Linked DNA regions of Homo sapiens: region 2 is linked to region 1. Evidence: chromatin contacts called from ENCODE Hi-C or POLR2A ChIA-PET data. All regions are on one chromosome and are shown on one strand. The core of a region is the stretch at or near the end of the contact, and the rest is flanking DNA. Distances in the headings are between cores, read along the strand shown.

The links. Hi-C counts contacts between places; a loop is a spot of excess contacts on that map. ChIA-PET counts read pairs that join two places held with the same protein, here RNA polymerase II (POLR2A). Pooled maps may share reads with other maps.
Region 2: a map of B cell shows a loop between it and region 1 (11-fold over the local background). The contact joins two enhancer-like sites. A Hi-C loop is called at or near these places in 17 of 168 maps with a recorded cell type or tissue (B cell, CD14-positive monocyte, CD4-positive, alpha-beta T cell and 10 more), 37 of 37 single-sample maps with no recorded cell type and 20 of 50 pooled maps. POLR2A ChIA-PET finds 5 or more read pairs at or near these places in 11 of 52 experiments (B cell, CD4-positive, alpha-beta T cell, CD4-positive, alpha-beta memory T cell and 8 more).

Annotation. Positions count from the first base shown.
Region 1 is chr11:128,625,565-128,632,063 of GRCh38, forward strand. No RefSeq gene overlaps it. Among named protein-coding and RNA genes, the nearest start is that of ETS1, 41 kb to the left of the region's middle. RefSeq lists an enhancer at 2,710-2,919. Within about 2 kb of position 4,972, at least 12 of the 41 ENCODE cell types and tissues checked have a DNase peak (open chromatin) inside an H3K27ac peak, as active enhancers do; they include B cell, CD8-positive, alpha-beta T cell and GM12878, where a contact is called at or near this core.
Region 2 is chr11:128,756,391-128,762,953 of GRCh38, forward strand. It overlaps FLI1 (Fli-1 proto-oncogene, ETS transcription factor), which reads left to right. Exons shown (of 9, transcript NM_002017.5): 2 at 1,725-1,936. Among named protein-coding and RNA genes, the nearest start is that of SENCR, 64 kb to the left of the region's middle. RefSeq lists enhancers at 1,035-1,294, 1,351-1,851, 1,852-2,352. Within about 2 kb of position 1,506, at least 8 of the 41 ENCODE cell types and tissues checked have a DNase peak (open chromatin) inside an H3K27ac peak, as active enhancers do; they include B cell, CD8-positive, alpha-beta T cell and GM12878, where a contact is called at or near this core.

The sequences.
Region 1 (6,499 bases), core at 3,722-6,221:
TCTGTTTACAAGCTTTCCCCAACCTACACTCAGTGTGACCTGGTCTCCACGCGGTTTCTGACATTCCCACACCTAAGTCCACCAGACCCACTTGCTCTTGCACCCCATTTAGAGATATGAAACCCTTGGTTTTTACCTAGCAATCAATCTAACTGCAGCTGACTTTCTCCAGGGGTGAATCTCTCTGACTAGGAAAGCACTATAAATTTGAGGGTGGGATAGGAATAAGACTGGAGAAGGGTGGAAAAGACCCAGTCATCTTACTTTTTTGTTCTGTCTAACAATTGCAGGTGCTTTCATACAAACCTGTTGCCCTTAGCAACCATCCCAAGGACTGTAAGTTAAGGTTTCCATTTCCATCCCACAAACAGAGCATGAAGGCACAGAAAGGTCAACCCTCACAGTATGCTGCTGGGGCACAGTCCTTCTGGCCCGGCTCCCACACACAGACTCCCTGTGCAGTTCTGTGGGGTAGTCCAACCCAGCACAGGATCTGGGATCAGAGAGACCTGAGTCTAAATTATGCCACTGCTAACCTTGAAAAATGTATTTAAACTCGCTAAGCCTTGGTTTTTCTCATGTGAAAATTAAAAAAACGAAACATCTAGCTCACAGAGTGTGTGTGTTATTTAAATGAGATAGCAGCAGACACAAAATGCCTGGTCTGCATCTAGGCATTGCAGATATTTGATAGGGCAAAAGTCAGCATGTAAAACTGTTTTTTTTTTTCTAGAATGCCAGGCACAATACCAGGTTCAGCAAAGCTTGCAAAAATAATACTAGCCACCAAAACGAATGAGAAAAGGGAGGACAAAAAAGGAGAAGAAAAAGAATTAAGGTAATTAGTCTATTTGCACTAAAATAATAATTGTAACAGTAAGTAAGCTAGCTGCTATTTGGATGGCTGGAAAGTTGTTAACCACAACATAATGCAGTGATTGCTAATATATATATTACACAGAGGAAGGATGGAGGGACGCTTTCTGTATAGGAAGGCCTCACACAGTACCATCTGAAATGGGTCTTTATGGATAAGTTGGACTCTGACAAGGAAGGAAGAGAAATGTTAGGCAGAAGGACTCACACATCATAAGCCAACACCCTGCGTTTGGAGGGGGGCTGAAGCAGGGGCCGCCTAGGGAAGTGTGCGGGAAAGAGACTGGGAAGGTAAGAGGGGCCATACCATGAAGGGCTCGGTTTGCCTGACTGAGAAATGAGACTTTATCTCTGAGGCCTCAGAGGTTCCCAGTAGCAGGAGGTGGGGAGACATGACCATATTTGCTTTGGAAAGAACTATGGTGGCTGGGTAGGGGACACAGAGGAGGGGAAGTTGGAGCAAGGAGACGATTAGCAGTCACTCCAAATAGGAAAGTCACACATGGATAAATGGCACCATATGGCAAAAACAGTGAAATCTTCAACGTCAAAGGTGAGCCCCAGAATCACTAAAAACTAAATCCTAGGTTGGGTTCCCTGGCCTAGGCGATTCCTCCGCCTCTGTGCAAGAGTCACCATGAACCCTATCTCTGCCTTCCAGCTGCCGTCCAATCCAAGATAAAGGTGAGTAATCCAAAGGAAAGAGCCCCGAAAACCAAAGGGAATATTTATTTTAAGTAGTTTGACGTCTGTAGGAAGGGGGAAAAAAATCTACCAAGGCCTGAATGGGGAGCCATGACATTCACAGAGCCTAGCCATTGTGTAAAGAGAAAAGTTCCTCAAGATTATGTTTGTCCAAGAAATCAGACAGTTTACGGTCCCCAAGTCAAAACACTCAAGGATTGGAAGCCAGAGTTTCCTGGGCTGAACCCAGTTACTAACTAAAGTGAAAAGGAAAGAGTAATGAGATGCCATGAATTGTTGTTAAGCGGGTGGAGTTGGTTGCCAAGGCTTGAATCCAGCAGATGCAACAGCAGAAACTGGGGCTTGCCAGGCCCCCCGCCCCCGCCCGCTGCCCCACCGCCCACCCTGACCTGGCGCTGCTGGGGTCACTGTGACTGGACCTACTCACAGCTGCAAACACCCTCCCGCCATGGGACACGGGGGAGCTTGAGCCTGGCTGAGTCATGTAAGCCAGCCAGATCAGTGCCAGGCTCGCCCCAGAAATCAAAAGAGACCCCTCTCTTCTTGCTACTTGGGTGACAGTCTATACTGGTGTCCTGCAACAAATGACCACCAGAAGGAGCATGCCAGCCCTCCTTTGTCCTTATTGGAGGTGTTGTGAGAGGTGGGGGAGATTTTATCACCTATAGGAGAAGAGGATAAACCCAGGAAAACCGTTCATGTAAGGACAGTAGGGAGGAAAAGGGGAGGAGAGAGAAAGAATGACAGGGAGGCTGCCACGCCCTTCCAGAGCCTGCTCTCCTCCTTCCTCACCTAGCTCCTTCCACATCTACCCTAAATGAGCTCAGGAGCTGAACTTGGTTGCCCACAGAGTTCTTATCAGGACCACCCTGGCTGAAACACTGAGGGAAGAAATAGGGACAGCGATGAAGAAAGAGTGCTGCTTGACATTGCCATGTCCCATCTGTGCGTCAAGTCACTGAATGTGACCTGTTTGCAGTAAGTTAGAATCCAGCTGCCGCCTGAGAAAGAAATACACCAGGCCCCTCTGGGCAGGTTGTGTGTGTCTGGGGTTGCCCAGTGACCCTGGAGATTGCTCAGATGTCTCCCACGTGATCACACCCCGGTGGCCTTCAGAGAGGTATACACTCTGAATTAGGGCCACTGATGGAGTGGCAAGGTGTTTGGGGCTTGAAGATTTGCCAAAGTGTAAGTCTTAAAGATTGTATTTGTGGAGAGATCCTGAAATGTCTCCACATTTGGGAGATATTTGTGTTTGAGGGTTACAGAGCAAAGATTCTCTTATCAGCACAGCACGGGGTACAAGAATGGCAAGTTTAGCTCAGCAGTCAAAGTCATGAGAAATTCAGAGGGAGGTGTGAAATTTCTTCTTAAAACTGAAAAGCAAAAACATTTCACAAACAAACGAAAAAGGAAAAACCACAGCTAAAATCCGTAAACTATTAACTATATCTGTTTATTAACAACAACAAAAAAAAAAGCAGATGGAGAGCTTTTTCGTTAATAAGCTAAAAAGTTCGTGTTTTTGTTTTCTGTAAGCCTGTTTTAAAGAAAGCTCCATTTCTCATGACTGACCTTCTGAGAATAGAATGAGGTGTTTTCTGCAGTGGAGTCTGATTCTTTCATCACTACCGAAGAGCACTGAGTGATCACCCACACTGCATGGCAGAAAACAGAATGTACTGTTATACCGCATTGATGCCATCAAAGTGTTTGTGGAGTGTAAAATTAATATTCGGCTTATGAGGGTAGGCCGGGGGAGAGGGTGGGTGTTGTTTTGCATCCCACATCAGGACACCCTGTATTTAAACACACTTTGTGTCATCGAGGGTGCTTTCAGAACCCATGCACCCAGAACCAAGTTCGGCCGTCAGCCACATGGAAAGGCAGCACCCCATCCCTTCCCCTTAGCACTTCCTGACCCTTCTCCTTTTGCTTCCTACTCCTAGTTTTCCCCCTTCCGCAAAGAAAAGAGTTCTAAACCAGATCACAGTAAGACCTTAGGGATGAAAGTAGCCATCCCCTTCTGAAGGTGTTTGCATTCTACAGAATGGAAGGATTCTGGCCAGGGCTGCAGCAGGTAGTGGTGAGCATGAAGCCAGGAAGGCTAAGATCAAAATCGGGGACCCTGCGGGAGATTGGAGGGGACTTCTGAGTGTACCTCACATTCCATCAGATAGGCCCTAATCATTTTGCCAAAGGGAGGGATTTGAGGGGATCATAGCAAAGGTTCTCTTATCAGGACAGCCCCAGGAAGCCCTGCAAAGGTGAGGAGAGACAGCCAATGAAGGATGAAGCTGTGTGAATTTTAGCTTCAGCCTCAGGTTCTGCTCAGCAAAAGTGGAAGATCTGGTCATTTATAGACTCCTGGACTTAAATCAAAAGAGCCAGAACCTCGACATAGCGACTCCAGGAGCTAGGTGACACTGAAGTCACCTTACCCCTCCATATCCTGTAAAACAGGGATGATCACAAGAGAAAGTTGTGGAGCTGAAATGGGCTGATGCACTCGAAGGCTTTTTCACTCAGAGACGGTCAGAAGACATTTGCCAGATGATTTCCAGATGTGTCAGAATGGGGAGCACTCTCTTTTGAGCAGGATAGCTCTCTCCCACACTTAATGTATGCCTGAGAGGAGAGAGAGAGACAAAGAATGATCAGACTGTACACCATTTGTGGACAAAGGGTCATCATAGGGCTTTGACAATTCTCCAAGAGCACTGGTTCCACATAGAAGCTGGCTTCACAGGCTGGCATTGGGATTAGGCCAGAGGTCAGATAGTAGGTGTGGCAAGGCCCCAGGTGGGCTAAGGCTGGCCATGGAGACAGGTGGGCTTTCCTGTTGAATGCTTCCAGGGAAGTCATGCCGTCTGGAACCTCAGATTTGGCAAATCAGCAAAGGAAAATTGGTCGCAATTATTTTCCAGGGCTTCCATGCTCTCTGATGTGTTAGATCCTTGTTAGCATTAACCAGAGTTAAACATTTGTTTTATTCTGTGGATGGAGAGACAGGTTTTAGAACACCTTCCCTGACAAGGTTAAGGTTGCAGGTTCTGAAAATTATCTCCGGTCTCCAAAGTTTTTGTATTTCAGTGTCTTTGGTGCTTTTTTGTTTTGTTCTATTTTGAAGTAACTTTATAGTTTTTGTTTGTTGTTTTTTTTTTTTAAGTACAGATATGTTGAGCACAGAAAAAAAAAAAAAAAAAAACATTGCAATAACCTTGACTTCTGAAAAGTCCTCTCATTCTTCCAGGGGAGGAATTTTGTTTTTCAGGAACTGTTTTTTCATAAAGACAAAAGTCTTAGCAGTTTGGATTTCGGCCTTTGAGTTTTTCTTTTCATCATGTGTAATTTCAAATTGTACTGAGGTCCTTCCTCCTGGAACCTAGCGAATACAGCTCAATGGCGCCCCCTGAAGGCCAACGTAGAGGGGTACAGTAAAAGAGGATAAAATGAGGAACCTCCAGCCCTCCGTATCCGACCAGCCAAGACAAACCACCATCTAGGCCCAAAGGCAGGTTAGCGTGTGGCAAAACCCAATAGCTGCATTCAAAACCCAGTTCTGACAACAACAAGCTATTTCTGCATGTTCCCACATAGTTGAGAAGAGATTGAGCTTTGGCATAAAACAGGTCAAAGGCCTTGGATTGAATTCCAGCACAGACAAGTTACTTAATCTCTCTAACTCACTTTCTCTTTCTGTATAATGTAGAATACAAAGTGATTTTTTTAATTGCTTACTATGTGCAGGCTTTGTCCTAAGTGTTTAGCATGTGTTAGCTCATTTAGTTCTTGCTAAAACCCTCTAGTTTGTGTGCTATTAGTACCCACTTTGTACAAATAAGAAAACTAGGGCCTGGAGTGAGTCAGAAGCCTTCACAGCTGCTAACTGAAAAAAACAGGGCTGAACGCATGTGGTGCAGTCCGGAGCCTGGACTCACCGCCACATGTCACACTGATGCCCATACTTACCAGGTGGGACCACCGTGAGGACTAGAAAGAGAAATGTCAACCACATAGCCCTGGACTGGCACAGAATAAATGCCCAACAAATAATAGCCATAATTATTCCCATTCTTGGTCGACCACCTTAATAAAAGCTACCATAGAGGCAGGGAATCAGTAAGAAGAGATGACTAAGAGGATGCTTACTGCATGTAGGAAAATCAGTTAATGCTCGTGTGACTGGCTTATTTCCCTTTGCATACTGTCCTTCAGGTCCATCCATGTTGTCACATATGGCACGATTTTCATTTTTTTTTAAGGCCGAGTAATATTCCACTGTCTGTATCTACCCATTTTCTTTATTCGCCCATTGATGAACATTTAGGTTGTTTCCACATCTTAGCTCATCTTGACAGTGCTACAATGAACATGAGCATGTTAATATTTCTCCAAGATCATGATTTCAATTCTTTTGGATAAATACCTAAAAGTGGAATGGCTGGATCCTATATTAGTTCTGTTTTCCTCTTTTTGAGGAACCTCCCTACTGTTTTCCATAGCGGCTATACCATTTTACATTCCCACCATCTGCGCCAGAGTTCGAATTTCTCCACATCCTCACCAACACTTTTTATCTTTTGTTCTTTTGATAACAGCCATCCTCACTATTGTAAGGTGATATCTCATTATGGGGAAAAATTATATGAAAAGGAAGCATCAAATTAATAGGCAAGAAAACCAGTACATAGTATTTGGACAGTTGGCATATTACTTAAAAATTATGTATGAATCCAAAAAATTAATTAACTCTTACTATATTAGTATTCTGATTGTTGACATTAACCTGTAACAATAGGAGAAAAAGTTAGTTCAGGAATCACTTCCCAATTACATCTGTTACAAATGCAAGGAGAAACAAATACAAGGAGAAACTCCTTTGCATACAATATTTTAAAGAAAAGGACAGGTGAGT
Region 2 (6,563 bases), core at 256-2,755, 130 kb after region 1:
ACACCAGTCATATTGGATTAGAACCCACCCTATCAGCCTCATTTCACCTTACCTCCTTAAAGGTCCTATCTCCAAATACAATCACATTCTGAGTACTGCGGGTAAGGGCTTCAGCATATGAATTTTGTGAGGACACAAGGCAGCCCCTAACAGGTGGCCTAAGAGAATCTTTGTTTGAATGCTAATAATCATGATACCTAACATGTTCTGAGTGTGACTCACTATGTGCCAGAGACTTCTAAGTACTTTGCATGTATTATCACAACTATTATCACAATTATAGATTATATAATTATTGATTATATAGATTATAGATCAATTATAGATGACTACCATCTTCTCTGAAGACTTACTTTGGTGTAATTATGTGACTGTAGTGAACACTATGCCCTGGTCCCTGACCTTGGATGCCTGTGATTCGATGAGACATGGAATAATGGGAGACTCTTACCCTCATGTTTTGATTGGTAGCAGATCTCCGGAATGTGCAAAGTTTTTTAGTTGTCGTTGTTGTTGTTGTTTCGAGACTGTCGCCCAGGCTGAATGCAATGGCACGATCACGGCTCACTGCAGCCTCTACTTCCGGGGCTCAAGTGATCCTCCCACCTCAGCCTCCCAAGTAGCTGGGCACATGCCACCATATCTAGCTAATTTTTTCTTTCTTTCTTTCTTTCTTTCTTTCTTTCTTTCTTTCTTTCTTTCTTTCTTTCTTTCTTTCTTTCTCTCTTTCTGTTTTTGTAGAAACACAGTTTTGCCACATTGCCCAGGCTAGTTTAGAACTCCTGGACTCAATAGATTCTCCCACCTCAGGCTCCCAAAATGCTGGGATTACAGGCATGAGCCACCATGCCTGGCCAAGGCTTCTTTTCTTAATCCATGATCTCCCAAAGTCACACCCAAGTCAGTGATGGGATAATATGAGTGGGAGGACCCAACAACCTCTTTTGGAGGGTCTTGCCCTGACTGGCACTTCACGTGTCTGAGGTTCCTCTTTCGTCCTTTGGCTGGCTGAGTCATCAACATTGAGATCTACAGGATGCACCAGCACCTCCTAGAGGGCCCTCAGCAAACCACTGAGCATTTCTTACAAGCTACACCCCCACACCAGATCTTCTCATTTAATCCACCTATCGACTCTGTGCTAAAACTATTTTTATCCCTGTTACAAATAAGGAAACTGAAATTGGCCTGGCCACAGCCATGGGCACCACCCTTCCCTTGTGTGACCTTGAGCAGCACACCTAGCCTCTCTGGGTGGATCTCACTGGCCTTGCCTGGAAAATAAATGCTGGATCTCATCTCCCCTTCATTGCTGATGACTCCACTCAGCTCGTAAGAGGCATTTCTGCTTATGCCTGGAAAAATCTAGCATTCACACACCACCACAATACTATATTCCATGCCAAGTCACCACTATTCTTGGCCTCCCTATCCCCACCCTCCTTTTTGGGGGTCCCAGACTACAGAACCAATAAACAAACCCACTTTCATGATTCCTCCATCCCCACTCCACTGCCCAAAGTCCCTCCTCACCCAGGTAACCTGCAAACACCCATCTGGTTTGCATAAGGGCAAACCTGCCCCCTGGAGTGTGAGTCAAACAGGAACTTCCAGACAAGCTGTCCTGGGGCAGCCCTGGGCCACCTTGCCAGCTCAAAGCAAGAGTGTCACTTGCTTGGGTGAAGAGTGACACTGGGCTTTCTGTCTCTTCTCTGGCCCTGCAGGAGGCTCTGTCGGTGGTGAGCGACGACCAGTCCCTCTTTGACTCAGCGTACGGAGCGGCAGCCCATCTCCCCAAGGCCGACATGACTGCCTCGGGGAGTCCTGACTACGGGCAGCCCCACAAGATCAACCCCCTCCCACCACAGCAGGAGTGGATCAATCAGCCAGTGAGGGTCAACGTCAAGCGGGAGTATGACCACATGAATGGATCCAGGTAAGCTCACCAGGCCTGTGCAGGATTGGGGGAAGGCACAAAGTCGCCAGATCTGCAGCAAGTGGCTTCTGGCACTTAAGGTTTTTGCAGCAGATGGGGCTCTAGAGCTGGGCCAGGAAGCCTGTGTCAGTCCCTAGAGAGCTAAGGCAGAGAGGGCCACAGACTGATGATGGGGTGGAGTAGGGCTAGGAAGCCCCCCTGCCTCTCTGGGGCCCACGAAGCCCTCAGAGGCCAGGTAGGAGTCAGGCCCCAAGCGCCTATGCAGACACTCGTGGAACACTTATTTCTTGTTAATCCCAGGCCCAGGTCCAGTCCTGTTGGGGACAGCTTAGCAATAAGCTACTCTTCCCTGTCCTGTTGAAGATACTTAACCCCTCTGGGCAGGTCTCAGCAGAGCAAAGGTGACCAAACCATTCTTTAGTAAGAGTGGAGAAGGGATGAGGAAGGTGTCTACCTTCCTGTGGGGGCTCACTGTGTCTGGGAGGGGGCAGGCACCTGGAAGGCGTGCATGAAGTGGGTACAATACTGGGTCAGTTCGGGCTTTGCTTGTAGAAATGGAGACAGGAGGGTCCAGGGAGAGAAAATCACAGGGTCATGGAAGAGGACAGTGGACAGGCGGCCTCAGTTTTGCGTCCTGCCTCTGCCCCTTGGGCAAGTCATCGAAACCCCTCAGAGCACCAGCTTTCTCCCTTCTCAAACAGGACTGGGATATTCACTTCCTTATGGTCCTTACTCTAGCGTTACTCTGATGCCTCAGGGAAAGGACCTGGGATGGTGCCTGAGACGCGTTAGGAAAGTGCTCTATAGTGACAGTGATTGTTATGAGCAAAGACTTGAAAGACAGAGAACATCAGTCTTATTCACAAAATATCAGATAATCTACTGGGCCAAAGGCACAAAGAGATGAAAATAAAAAGCAACAGAGGGCCCTGAATGGCAGGCTGAAAACATGTGCCATTTATTCCACAGCCAGAGGCTGACTTTGAGCACCGATGTGACATTTAACCCAGAGGCTGACTTTGAGCACAGACGTGACATTTAACCTCATCAGAGCAGTGACTTAAGACTAGCGAGCTGACAGTCCTTGCGCACAGACGGTAGGATGGGAGAGTCAGAAAGACAAGTGAAGAAGTTAGTAAAATATCCCAGATAGGAAATAATGAAGTTCGGAACTAAGTGATGATAGTGATTTTGGAAAGTGAAAAGGACAGATACATAAGGGCGATAGCAAAGAGATGATTAACAGGGCTTAGGTGAGTAAAGTGTGAATGAAGGGGGTGCATGACAGGAAAGAATCAAAGGCGACTAAAGCCTGCACATTTTAAAGGCTGGTGCTGTGAGCAGCCGCAGAAAGGTGGCACAGGAAATGCTTTAGGATGGGATGTCAGTGTTCTCTTTGAGATTCCTTGTGAGCAATGGGTAGAACATCCAGATAAAAACGTCTACTAGGCTTTGGGAACTGAAGCTCAGATAATCTTTCAGGCCTGGAATTTACGTTTGGGCATCATCTCTAAGGAGTCTGAACTGTGAAAGTGGATGAGGTCACCGAGGAAACTAGTCTAGATTGAAGAGAGAGAAGGGAATGAGCATGGTTGGGAGGGAGAACTCCTCCAGAGCAGCTCATGGCCTCAGACCTGCCTGTGGGAACTGCCAGGCCTACCACATTTCAACCCTACTAACCAAAACCAGTGACTGGGATCTCAGCCACCTTTCCAGATCCCAGGATTTCAGGAAGGCTCAGAGGTTCTGAGCCTGCAGCCCCTCAGATGAATCTCTCTCCAGATGTAATTCTGATGGTGCCGGAGCTCCTAACAGTCGAAGGACATGGTGTGTTGAACGTTTTCCCATATTATCTTACCACTTGTTCCTCACCACTATACTAAGAAGTAGTTACTGTAACTTCACTGTTACACAGGAAGGCAAGCAGGGCTTTCAGGGGACAGTGCTTTGTCTAAGGATTTAAAGGAGGCAAAGTTGGAGCCCGAACCCAGGCGTTTGGTTCCAGCCCCACGTGCCATCTGTTAGGCACCTTTCTGCTCCCTCTGCTTGTGTGTCATGCTTTTGCACCACCACCTCATTCCTGCCAACGCCCACCTGGTGAGGAGGCCTATTCTACGATGCCTCCTAAATGGGGCCCTTCTCCAAGGAGCTCCCAATGCTTGTTGAAGATCCAGATCCCACTGGTGGAGATTCCTTTTTTTTTTTTTTTTTTTTTTTTTGAGATGGAGTCTCACTCTGTTGCCCAGGCTGGAGTGCAGTGGTACAGTCTTGGCTCACTACAACCTCTGCCTCCCAGGTTCAAGCAATTCTCTTGCCTCAGCCTCCTGAGTATCTGGGATTACAAGCACATGGCACCACACCTGGCAAGTTTTTGTATTTTTAGTAGAGACGGGGTTTTACTATGTTGGCCCGGCTGGTCTTCAACTCCTGACCTCATGATCCGCCTGCCTCGGCCTCCCAAAGTGCTGGGATTACAGGCGTGAGCCACCGCACCCAGCTTTGTTGGAGATTCTCTGGCCTGTTGTAACCTGAATCTGCCTACTCCTTACCTCCACTGCCCCTGCCTGGTGCAAGCCAGCAGCACCTCTCCTAGGCTTCTGCGGGGGCATCCTGCTCTCCCCACTTCCTCCTGCCTTCCTGAAGTCTATTCTCCGGACAGCAAGCAGCCAGAGCCATGCTTTCCTCGTTTGTAATCCTCTTGCTCAAAACTCTTCAATGGCTTATGACAAAATGCAAAGCCCTTAGTGTGGCCCCACCATCCCTCTGACATCCTCTCTACTGCCCCCTCCCTCCCACTTCTTCCCTCCGCGCCAGCCTCATAAGACTCTAGCTGCTGCTCCTAGACCCCCAGGCACCCTCGTGCCTCAGAATCTCTTCCCCTGAGCTCCTTCATTCTGGAACATTCCTACTCCATCTAGTCATATGACTCTCTCCCTCACGAGTTTTGGGTTTCTCTACCTGAACCTCACCTTTTCAGAGGCCTCCCCTGGCCACCTGATCGAAACCAGCGCCTCCTCACTCTTTACCCTGCTTAGAGTGTCTGTCCTAGTTCTTATCACCTCCCTCACTGACACGTGGGCAGGGCCTGAAACGGTAGGTGCTCAATAAATTGTCGTCAAATAAATAACTGAGAACACATGGCTGAGCAGACTCAAAAGAGAAGGTGCTTGTTTAAAGTTAGGACGCAGATCCAGGTCTGCTGACTCAGCCCCTTCAATGCTGAGCCTGAGTTGATGCATGGGCTTCTGAGTTCCATCTTCATGCTCAATGGAGACCCATGGGTATTTGTGTCTCTGGTGGGAAGGAAGTATGCTGCTCACCACTCCCTCCCCTGCTCTCAGAGAATCCTCAAGCACTTCAGGATACTGATCCTGTGCAAAGAGGGTCCCCCAAGGAAATTGATTTTTCAGAACCCACTTGCCAGCTCATACCTGGCTCCAGTCACACCAAAAGCCAGCTGGAGAGGGCCTGTGTGAATATTCCAGTGAACAGACAGGATATTTACCTGGCTTTGGCTACACAGAGCAGCAACCTCTGCTTTTGAGTTGCTTGTCTTGACCCATACCATCAGCGGGTAACAAAGTAGGTTCAGAAAGACTGATATCTTCTCACCCACCCTGGGCAAGCAGAGACAATCCTGTGGACTCTCAGAGCCAAGCAGCTTAGGCACAGCTATCGCCAGCACCCCACAAATATTCCCTAAGGGCTCACATGTAAGCTGGACTAGTGGCTAGCAGGAAGCAAGGAGTTTTAGAAAAATGTCATTGCTTACAGTGGAACCATGTCAGACCCTATCATTTAATTATGCCAAAAGCAATGACAGAATGAAATAAATGCCAGGCTCTTTAAATCTCTCATCCTGAACACTGTGCTTCTCCTATCCTCTGAGTATTATTGATAATGACAGTTCGTTACTTGCACATGATTTGATTGTTTGCAGTGGTCTAATTCGCCATAACACAAAAAGATAGGAGAGGATGTTATAATGATTCTGAACTTCAGATGAGAAAACCAAGGCAGGGTATAAAATTTGAGATTGCTTGGCTCATGGGCTAGACCTGTGCTGTTCAATGCAGCAGCCACTAGCCACAGGTTGCTACTGAGCACTTGAAATACGGTTAGTTGAAAATTGAAATGTGCTCTAAATATAAACCACATACTGGATTTAGAAGACTTACTATGGAAAAAGTGTAAAATATCTCATTGATTATTTATTATGCTGAAATGATCTTCTTTTGGCTATATTGAGTTAACATATTAATATACTTTAATATATTATTAAAATTCATTTCATCGTTTTGTTTTCTTTTAAAAATCTGGCTACTAGTAAATTTAAAATTATGTAGCTCGGCCAGGTGTGGTGGCTCATGCCTGTAATCCCAGCACTTTGGGAGGCCAAGGCGGCGGATCACCTGAGGTCGGGAGTTCGAGACCAGCCTGGCCAACATGGTGAAACCCTGTCTCTGCTGAAAATACAAAATTAGCCTGGCATGGTGGCGCATGCCTGTAATCCCACCTACTCAGGAGGCTGAGGCAGGAGAATTGCTTGAATCTGGGAGACGGAGGTTGCTGTGAGCCGAGATCATGCCACTGGACTCCGGTCTGGGCAACAAAAGTGAAACACCAT